2 separate regions of the Homo sapiens genome follow, and region 1 is linked to region 2. A link is a loop called in an ENCODE intact Hi-C map of the cell type or tissue named here. Cell type or tissue: IMR-90. All regions are shown on one strand. Links, peaks and the distances in the headings refer to the core of each region. The heading gives the core; the rest is flanking DNA.

Evidence for each region. Hi-C counts contacts between places; a loop is a spot of excess contacts. Peaks named below come from ENCODE experiments on the same cell type or tissue, not always from the same donor. Only the 100,000 strongest peaks of a DNase experiment are listed, where the experiment ranks them.
Region 1: it touches region 2 in a loop (2.0-fold over the local background); 2 of 110 quality-filtered maps call a loop at or near these places.

Annotation. Positions count from the first base shown.
Region 1 is chr1:193,280,786-193,286,173 of GRCh38, reverse strand. No RefSeq gene overlaps it. Among named protein-coding and RNA genes, the nearest start is that of LINC01031, 21 kb to the left of the region's middle. In IMR-90, for the core only: no CTCF peak of the experiment used is centred there; a DNase peak (open chromatin) is centred at 3,023; H3K27ac peaks cover 190 bases.
Region 2 is chr1:193,392,554-193,397,941 of GRCh38, reverse strand. No RefSeq gene overlaps it. Among named protein-coding and RNA genes, the nearest start is that of LINC01031, 91 kb to the right of the region's middle. In IMR-90, for the core only: no CTCF peak of the experiment used is centred there; no DNase peak of the experiment used is centred there.

The DNA of each region.
Region 1 (5,388 bases), core at 123-5,122, 110 kb after region 2:
GAGGTCTCTTTTCCTGCCCTTTACCTAGTTAACTACTACTTATCTTTCAGATCTCGGCTTAAATCTACTTTTCATGGGGAGGCTTCCTGACCCTAGACTGGGTCAAGTCCTCCTGTTGTGCCTTCTCTCTTCACATCACTTGTAATCTTTATGACCTCTTCAACAGTCTCATTCAGAAACATAGTTTCCTCTCTTTCCAATTACCCAAAAGCCCACAAGTAGCATTAAGAAGGAAGTCCACTATCTCCCTCTTGAGGTCTCCCCCTCAATGATGCAGGTATGCTGGAGTTCAATCAGTCCAAAATGCATGTGCTTCCAAATCAAGAGCAGCTGGAGTCTGTATAGCCCACCACTGCTTCACTTCTCACATGAGTCACCACACAGAACTAGTTCCAAACAGCTTGATTGGCAAAATTGGTGAACAGCAGCTGCCTCATTCTTATTAATCCAGATAAAGAGATTTTTATCTGGGCAGACTTTGGTGGTATCCCAAACTTGTTTCACCTTCACTTACACAGCCATATTTCCCAAACCACCACATCATGTTGGAACCTCAGGTACGTGTTTTTGTCTTCCTCATATACAATTATAATTTGGGGCAGCCTACACATCAAATTCAGCTTGCAGATATTTTCTTTGTTCCAAACAGTGTTTTTTGTTTGTTTAAGATTGACCTTTAACTGTCAGAAGACATCACATGAAAATCCGGAGTTGTTGCTTCTCTTGAAAATCTGGAAGATCCTCTACCGCTGGGCCTACATTCCAAAATGGCAACAATGGGCTGAAATCAATCAGCACTTGTTCTCTTAAACAAGGCATGCACCCTCCAGTTTGCCACAGTCCCTACTATCCCGTTGCCTCCATAACTCCAAGCCAAATGTCAGTTGCCATTATCACTGAAGATTCACTGTTAATTTTCCTTTCAAGAGAAAAGTGAACTACTTCTTTATATATATTTCTCTCAGACATGAGGAAATGATAGACTAAGTATCTTGTGTTTCAAGAAAAATGGGAAAAGCATGTTCATTTGAGGATGTAGAAACATTCCTATGTACTTACAAGAAAAGGGTGTTGCTATCAAAAGAAGGCAAGACACCATAAAGACACAATCATAGAAGCCAGGCAAGAACTGTGCCCAATAAACCTAAAAGCGATGTGAACTAAATGCCCTAAAAAAAACTAAAACTTCAACTGTTTTTAATATTAATAAACTAGAGGATATGAAGCAAATCAAATATTAAATATACTAATTGGGCCAGGCATGGTGGCTCACGCCTATAATCCCAGCACTTTGGAAGGCCGAGGCAGGCAGGTTGCTTGAGCTCAGGAGTTCAAGACCAGTCTAGGCAACAGGGCAAAACTCATCTCAAAAAAATTAGCCAGGTATGGTGGTAAGCACCTGTGGTTCTAGCTACTCGAGAGGCTGAGGTGGGAGGATTGCTTGAGTTCAGGAGGTCAAGGCTGTGGTAAGCTGAGATCACACTACTGCACTCCACCCTGGGCAACAGAGCAAGACCCTGTCTCAGAAGCAAAACAAAACAAATATACTAATTGCCCAAGCATCATTATCTTTTGTAGATTAATCTATTTTAATGTGCCTACTGACTGCAGCAGAAATTATGTGTCCTGAACAGAAACAAATTTCTATAGTTTTATATCTTCCCAGAAATACTATTGTTCAACATGCTGAAAGATATAGCTGAGAACCTAAAGATCTAGTAATATGAAATGATGTTTGGCTTCTCTGAACTTACCACATCAAGAAGGCAGCAGTTTGCAAGCAATGCCCCTCCTCCACCAAAAAAGGCCTTATTATATTCTAAAACCAAGGAAACTGTTGTCCATTAATTTTGTAGTAGTTTAACTATAAGGCCTCTGAAGATCTGCTCCAAACCAACCTTTTGTCCCTGCCTGGAAGGAGAGGAGCTCACACTTTCCATGAACTTAAAACAAACAAAGAAAAACACAAACCTGTTATTATCACAACTGTAACTACATGAGTGTGAAATTAGTTCTTTAAGGTGTATCTCATCTACCACATTGAAAATTTTATAAAGGTCAAAATCGTTTGTTTGTTCACCACTAAGTAAACAAATCACCAGGGTTCAATAAATATGCTGAGATGAAATAGGTTTATTAAAGGCTATGTAGGCCGGCCAGGGTGGCTTGCGCCTGTAATCCCAGCACTTTAGGAGGCCGAGGTTGGCAGATCACTTTAGGCCAGGAGTTCGAGACCAGCCTGGCCAACATAGCAAAACCCATCTCTACTAAAAATACAAAAATTATCCGGGTATGGTAGGAAGCACCTGTAGTCCCAGCTACTCAGGAGGCTGAGGCAGGAGAATCGCTTGGACCCCGGAGGCAGAGGTTGCAGTGAGCCAAGATCACACCACTGCACTCCTGCTTGGGCAACAGAGTGAAACCCTGACTCAAAACAAACAAGGCTTTGTAGCTAGAGAGAAGCAAGATCAAAGAGATGGTTCAAATCTTATTGTTTCCAACTTCCTGCTAATGCAAGTGTTCCACACCTCCTCAAGATTCTCAAAATTTAGGCCATCTCACCCAGCCCTGCACCCAGGTCCCAGGCAGACCACTGTAAATGGCCCAGCTGCCCGCAGATAAGATAGTTAGGCTTTCAGCGGACACACAGGAACTGACTTCTCCAGCTGCCTTAGATGACCAGAAGTGCATCCTAGGTGAAGCTCACCTGCCTCTGTTTGACAACTAGCCTCTGAGATGGCTCCCAATAAATCCCACCTCCTGGGTTTCACATTTGTGTAGTCCCCTCCACATTTACCAGTATTGGTTTGTGTGACCAACAGAATATGTTACTTACAAGATTTGGTAATAAAAAAGGCTGGGACTCTCTCTTTCCCTTTTGGATCATGACTCGGGGGAAAGCAAGCTACCCTGCTGTGAGCAGCCCTACATGCAGATGAACTGAAGCTTCCAGCCAACAGGCATGAAATAACTGAGGCCTGCTCAGAATGACATGAGTGTGTTTGAAAGTGGATCTCTGGCCCCAGTTAAGCCATGAGATGACTGCAACCACAAGAGAGGCCCTGGGCCAGAACCACAGCTAAGTCACTCCTGGATTTCTGACCCTCATAAACTGTGAGACAATAATTGTTGTTTTAAGCAGCTAAGTTTCAGGATACTTTGTTATACAACAATAAATAAATAGTACTCTCTGAGAGTGATTTTAAGGCATGGCCCTATCAAAGGAGTAGCCTTACTTTAACACCTAATCCAGTGGATCTCAGAGGTATTAATATCTACCATTTGTGATTGTCTTATATTACCCAAAAGACTTAAGCTTTTAATGGGAAGGAAGATTATATGAACTTTTTTGATGTCCTAAAACAGCACAGTGCCAAGTGCATGTAAGTACTCTATAAATATTTCCTGAATTGATTTTTTAAACTACATTTTTTAAACTAGAATTCATGGGACTGAATCAAACTGCATTTTAACAGAGCATACTATTGCATGTTCGTTCATCTTGATGCAGTTAGAAATTATTCCAGGTACTGGCTGGGCGCAGTGGCTCACGCCTGTAATTCTACCACTTTGGGAGGCCGAGGCTGGTGATTGCCTGAGGTCAGGAGTTCAAGACCAGCCTGGCCAACAGGTGAAACCCAGTCTCTACTAAAGTACAAAAATTAGCCAGGCATGGTGGTGCATGCCTGTAATCCCAGCTACTCAGGAGGCTGAGGCAGGAGAATTGCTTGAGCCTGGGAGGCGGAGGTTGCAGTGAGCCGAGATTGTGCCACTGCACTCCAGCCTGAGTAACAGAGCTAGACTCTGTCTCCAAAAAAAAAAAAAAGGAAAAAGAAAATTATTCAAGGTACTATGACTAAGTTAAAAAGAGTAATACACACAGGGAAGATATATTTCACTGAAGAATTGACTCCAAATACCATTCAAATAATTTGGCACTAGAAATATGTCCATTAAAATAAGACCTCTGACAAGGGTCTCTGATCTCTATAACTTTGATTTCTCTTTCTTGTAGACAAAGTGGACAGGAAAACATGTTAGGATAAGAAAAGCATCAGCGTAAAATAAACAGACACAGATGGAAGAATCTGACAATTAACATGAAATATTGGTATGATGTTGAATTATAGAAATGCAAAAAGAAATATCTAGGGCAAAAGTTCTCAAGAAATCTCAAGTACATTGTTTAAAGTATCCTGATATGACAAAATAAAAAAAACAAAGTGAAAACTTTTCTATGTTGAGACCCACTAGTTAAGCATTCTTTCCCAGAGAGACTCTACTGTCAAAACTTTATTTAATGATATTTCTATGAAGATTTTTTAAAATGGGCAATATATCATTTAAACTTGGCCACCAAAAGAAAACTTGAAACATTTCCAAAATAAGGTTTTATTAAAATACTTTAAATTTTTCTATGATTTATAGCCAATTTTTCTGTCAACTGATATAAGCTTAAGGTATCAACAATAGATTTATCAGATGATAGTGTACCTTTCGGTGGTGACACGTAGGCAGCTCTGTAATAAATTTAGTGAGGACTAGATAATGACTCCTTATGTGAAAAAAATTATCAGATTTTATATTAGATTTTATGTTAGTCTTATGACATTGCATGATTCAGATTATCAAAGCTAAATCTTGTGAGACTTCTTATGGCAGAAGGTAAGAAAGTGCTCAAAAATATGTTGGGGGAATGTCCTGTAGATACAGGAGACAACTTGAAGGGAATGTCACAGGCCAAACATGGAACAGTAATGAATTATAAGTCATTGAAAAAATAGGAATCTGTGAGACCAAACTGATAATGAATAAATTAATATAGAAATAGATTAGGAAAGGCTCTTGTTTACAGTAGACTGCTGATTGCCAACTGTGGAGACAGTGTTGGAATTGGAAAACTATCATTTTGTAATCATCATGGGAAAGATTAGTTCAGGCAAGAAATGTCAGTGGATGCTAAATCTAGGAGGAAAATTTGGATGAGAAGCATGATATTTGCACAGTCATAAAAGTATCTCCCCACAAATTGCTTACTAAATATACAGGGAAAATATAGTAAATACATAGTGGAAAGATTGGACAACAGCTGAACCAAGTGATCAGAAGCATCATCACCAAAGAGGGGCAAATGGTTATTGTGTGCATCCAGATGTGGTACCTCAAGAAGGACTCAACGTCACTTACATCAGATTTCTATCAGGAACACTATCTGAGACTAGACATGAGAAAACATCTAACAAACCCAAAGGGAGGAACATTTCATTTAAAGGAAGATGACTATATTCTTTAAAAATGTTAGTGTCATAAGAGACTGAAAAACTATTTCAGATTAAAGGGTCGTGACAAATTAATGTACGATTCTAGACTGGATCTGTACTGGAGGGA
Region 2 (5,388 bases), core at 269-5,268:
TTCCAATTGATTTCCCATCTGATTTCCTCTTCAAATAATATACTAAGAATCCTCATCAGTTCATACTTCAAATTCAGTACTGCTTTATTTATTGTTAATTCACAGTTTTGTGGGAGATAAGCAGAAATTCTCTATTCTTTAGTTTTTATGGATGTGACAATCCCTAAACTGACCATAACCTGTCTCTTTTATAACCTTGTCCCTGCAACCAGACTGTGGGTTTAAATTAGGTCCCATTTCTTATAAAAATCCCCAGGTGATTAATGTGTTGGAGGTCCTCAACATCTCCCCGAAGTTCAGCCATTTGCTAGATGGGATCACAGGGCTCAGCATGTAGTCATACTCCTAACCAAGATTCATTGCAGCAAAAAGGACAGAAAATAAAATCAACAAAGAGAAAATGTACATTGGGCCAAGATCCCGAAGAAGGCAAGTACAAGCCCCCAAGAGTCTTTCTCCAGTGAAGTCACACAGGACACACTTAATTCCTTCAAGCTGAATTGTGACAACATTTGTGAAGTGCCACCTACCAGGGAAGCTCATTAGATATTCACTGCCCAAGGTTTTTATCAAGGAATGATCATGCAGGTACCCTCTGCCTAGCTCCTACCAAGTTTCCAAATTCCCTGGAGGAAAACAGGTGTTCTGCATAAGCCACATTTTTTATATAAACAGAAGGGGCAAAATGAGTACCTCTTAGCAGTTAGAGTGTTCAGAATCCTCCTGAAATTCAAGTCCCCAGATGTCAACCAAGAGCCAACTTTGTGAGCAGGCCTTTCTAAGGCTAATAGTCTGAAGCCTGCTATGCTTACTCTTTTCTGCACACTAGTTTGTTAATCTCAACTCTTAAGTGCATTCCCCTCCCTTCAGTATTTCTAGAAAGGTTGGTACGCAGCACTGTATAACATAGTACTTACAAGCAATGTCCTAGGTAGCTTACTCACTGTGGGAGTAGAGATAACTACAAATGGTCGGGAAAGAACTTTTTGGGGTGACAGAAATTTTCTAAAACTGGATTATGATAATCGTGGCACAACATATAAATTAGCTACAAATAATTGAGCCATACACCTCCAGTGGGGGAATTATGTGGTATATATATTATACCTCACTAAAATTGTTTTAAAAAAGATCCTGTGATCCTGAAGTCAGGGCTTCTCAAAGTAGGGCTTACAAACATCCAAGGGTACAGGATTATTTTCCTCACTTGCACTTTCCAATTGATTTCCCATCTGATTTGCTCTTTAAATAATATACTAAGAATCCTCTGGGTACAGTGCCACTGTGAGATATTTGTTTCACTCACTGGTAACTTAATGCATTAATGTTAAACATTGCTGTTTCATGAAAACAAACATGCACGATAGAGAATGTGGTAATAAGTGAAAACAACCCTAATGAGAACAAATGGGATATTTATTCAGAGTTCGCTATGGATACTCCCTTGATGTGGGCAAGGGAGTCCACCCACACCATTTCAGTTTGGCAGAGATTGAAAGGCAGACAGTGGAGTGGGAAAATTGTGTAATGGAAAAAGAGAAGGCGTCAGGTACACTGTGATTAAAGGAGGTCTTTGCCATGGAGAAATTGGAGGCAGGCTAACTAGGAACAGAGCCTCTTAGGTGAGTGATCTAAAGAGCATATTTGTCTTTCTCTGGTTGGTCCTTGTGGCGGATTGGTCAGAGTGGTGGGAAAAACTATAGGGAAAGGACGTAAACCTTCTGAAAGGTCGGAAGGTTCTGCAGAGCCCCAGGGGAGAATAGCTGAAGGCAGCTGTACTATAACCCTGAGGCAGAGGGCAAGGAGTAGGTACAAGGGAGTGTGGGGGAATTTATCTTTTTTTTTTTTTTTTTTTTTTTGAGACGGAGTCTCGCTGTCGCCCAGGCTGGAGTGCAGTGGCGCAATCCCGGCTCACTGCAGGCTCCGCCCCCTGGGGTTCACGCCATTCTCCTGCCTCAGCCTCCCGAGTAGCTGGGACTACAGGCGCCCGCCACCTCGCCCGGCTAATTTTTTGTATTTTTAGTAGAGACGGGGTTTCACCGTGTTAGCCAGGATGGTCTCGATCTCCTGACCTCGTGATCCGCCCGCCTCGGCCTCCCAAGGAATTTATCTTAAACAAGCTTGTTTACTTATGTTGACCAACAACTGACCTTTGATCTTCCGGCGCCATGATGTCCGCTGAAAGGGGAACAATAAATGTTAATTACGTACAGGTTGTGATGGCTCCAGGTTTTCCATATTGTGCCTGCACTAAATAAAAGCTAGCAGCTCCAGCTTCTTGGGGCTCCTCTCTGGCCACTAGAGGCAGGCAGTCACATAGCTGCTCTTACACTGCATTCCTGTGTCTGAGTACTTATTTCATCCGTCGGTCAGGGTCTGCGGGACAGACCTGGCAGGTCCTAAGTTGGAAGTTGGAGCAAAAAGAGAGAAGTTAGCAGTCGCTGACCAAGTCCTCACACTGCTGGGCCATTTATTGCCACAGTTGTGGTTTGGGTCCCTAGACTTGTTGCTGAAAAGGTTGTGGTTTGGCTTATTGGACTGGTTGCTAAAGTAGTTGGGGTTTAGTTTCTGAGCTTCTTATGTATCTCAGAATTCTATTGTCATATATGCTCTGGCCATTGTCTGTTTCCATATTCAGTCTCTCGAAAGTAAAATGCAAACCCTGACAAGCAAAAAACAAACAAGCATTGCTAGTAAGTCAGATGAGCCATACTTGGATCATTCTTTCCTCCTTCTCTCCCAGAAGTCCCTCACACCCATGCAAATAGACCTCTCAACAGTTAGCTACATTAGTTTTCCAGATAATCGAAATTGTCTTAAACTCAAGCTGACATTTTTATTTCTCCAAAATTTGACTAATGAGAGTTTGATAAGAGAGACAATGGGTTATCCTTAGAGAAAGCCCTCCTTGGGCCCCTGATCTCTCACGTTTCCTCCTTCTGCCCAAGTCACTGAAAATAATGATGGGAATCACATTTGTATTTTGTGACTGCTCACATTTCAGGAACTTTAAATGATCCAGATATCATATTGCATATTACTCATAATAATGAAAATAAGAAGAGTGACCAGCAACTTTGCAAGCTTTCAATTATTTAACCCTCACCTTGAGAAAATTATCATTATTATGCCATTTTAGAAATAAGGAAAGTGAGATTTACCAAGGTTAAATTCTTTATCCAAGGTCACAAACTGTAGGACCAATTAAGAATTCAACCCCAGATGTGTCTGACTACAGAGCCAGTTCTTTAACCATAATATTGCTTTCCTACAGGAGAAACCAATGATTTAACTGATTGGAGATAATTCTTCTTGATTCAAATATAGCAAAAAGCCTCTCGCCTCACCCTTTTGGCATGGTCCATGAATGCTCTCAAGTTCAGTATTTGGCATTTTCTTCTCTTTGAGGCACACCCTACACTTGGTAAAACATGTCTTAGGCAATTTTCCTCAGACTTCAAAGGAAAATTTCTGCTGAGGTCTTGGAACCCCTGTTAGTAGTATCAGTGGCTTGCAGTTTCTCAACCCTTATATATTCCTTTAAAAAAAGTTTTGATTTCTAAAGATACAGATAGAATATTACCATGTCTAATTTTATTGGATTGATTATTTGGATTTCTGCATGTGCCATTGAAAGTAACAACCCAGGAAGTTTTCAGAAATTCTGGTTGTGAAGACAGGAGGTCTAGAAGCATTTTCCCTCTTGAACATTTTCATCTCTAAATTGTTTACTTTTGTGGAAGTTCCACTTCCACTCACCACTGCCAAGCTCATTCACACCAACCCCCTATTAAAATAAAGGAAAGTGGGTCAGATTATTAAGGGGCTTCCTCTCCTGTCATTGTCCCATATACTATACTCCCAGACCTAGCCCACACTCAATGTTGGCACAGCTTGCTGGTACATCTAGCCTGTGACTGTTTTAGTTTAAGTACATCACTCATGAATCCATGAGTTATTCCTGAAGAGAACATGCACAGCCTTGGCCTACTAAGTTCTAGCAACATTACAGGTTTGTTATCCTCCTAATTATATTGCCATCATAAATCTCACTTTTCTACTGATTTCCCAGAAAACTCTACTTTTAGGATTACGGTACTTCCAACAAGCCATTTAGTTTCACTTCAATTAATTTATTCATCAGGCCCCACCTTTTTCACTGGCCAGACTCTTGTTTCTCCAAGCTATGCCTCCTCCCTTTCACTCCAGCAGATAAATGCCAGCTCCTTTGCAGGCACCATTCACAGTGAGCTAAAGGATTGGATTATGACACCAATCCTGTGAGACAGAATTACCAGTCATCCTCCAAAGATGTTTCTTTTTTGCTATGCAAACTTTCTTTGGTTGAGATAAAAATAAACATAGAATAAGAACTGTTTCACCTCAAAACTCTAAGGTGTTCTCAAAAGAATGTATCCTATGCAATTAGGAATTTTATATTCGAAAGTCAACGCAATGATTTCCTGATCTCAGCTCCTTAGCTTGGAAAATCTTCAACCAGTGTGATGTCATTAGTAATGAGGAGTGGTGAAATAATTTTTATAGTAATAATTAGAATGTCAATCATCCAAATGATTTGCTTTCTTTTATAAATTAGAATAGATTCAAGGTTATCCTTTGAATAGTACCTCTCTCTCATTCACTTGCTTTCCTATCTGCTTTCTAAAATTGGAAGAAATAGTTGAAGTTGCAGGTAGAAGAATTAGACATAACCTATAATTTATTTTTCCTCTGCTACAACCCTTAGTAAGCTATCATTAATGACATGTCATTAAAACTATAGCAATTATGAATTATTGTAGTACATTTGGTGCTAATTTTGTAGTTGTTTCTATTTTCATTTTAGTTTTACCCATGGATGAATTTTAATAAGAAAGAGGAAATAGATATTTTAAAAAGCATAAGAAATGCATCTTTAACATAGTTTTCAAATACCTTCTTTGTAAAGGAAAACTTTTCAGAAAAGGAAGATTTTTGTAGAACTCTAATATATAAAGCAGGTAAGTATGGAACTGCTCTAATTCAATCCTGGGCAGGAGACCAAGGCCTACCTGGCCTCTTACTGCTCCCTTCTGGTGACGTCTGAGCCACAACCACATAAACCCACTGACCATTGTTTGAAAGCCAGTGATCTCCATTGACCTGATATATGAGCAACTTGATGCCACTGACATTGATTGACAGTCTAGATGATATTAGCCATGATGCTCATTATGTGACAAGTTAAAAATTTACATATTCTTGATTAACAAAAATATTTATTTTATTTAAAAATAATACCTAATTGCTCATCTTAATATTACCTACTGATGGATAATCAGGAATAAAATATCACCACTTTTTAAAACTATAATTTGACGTTTTAAAATGTTAGTTACCATGTTTCTT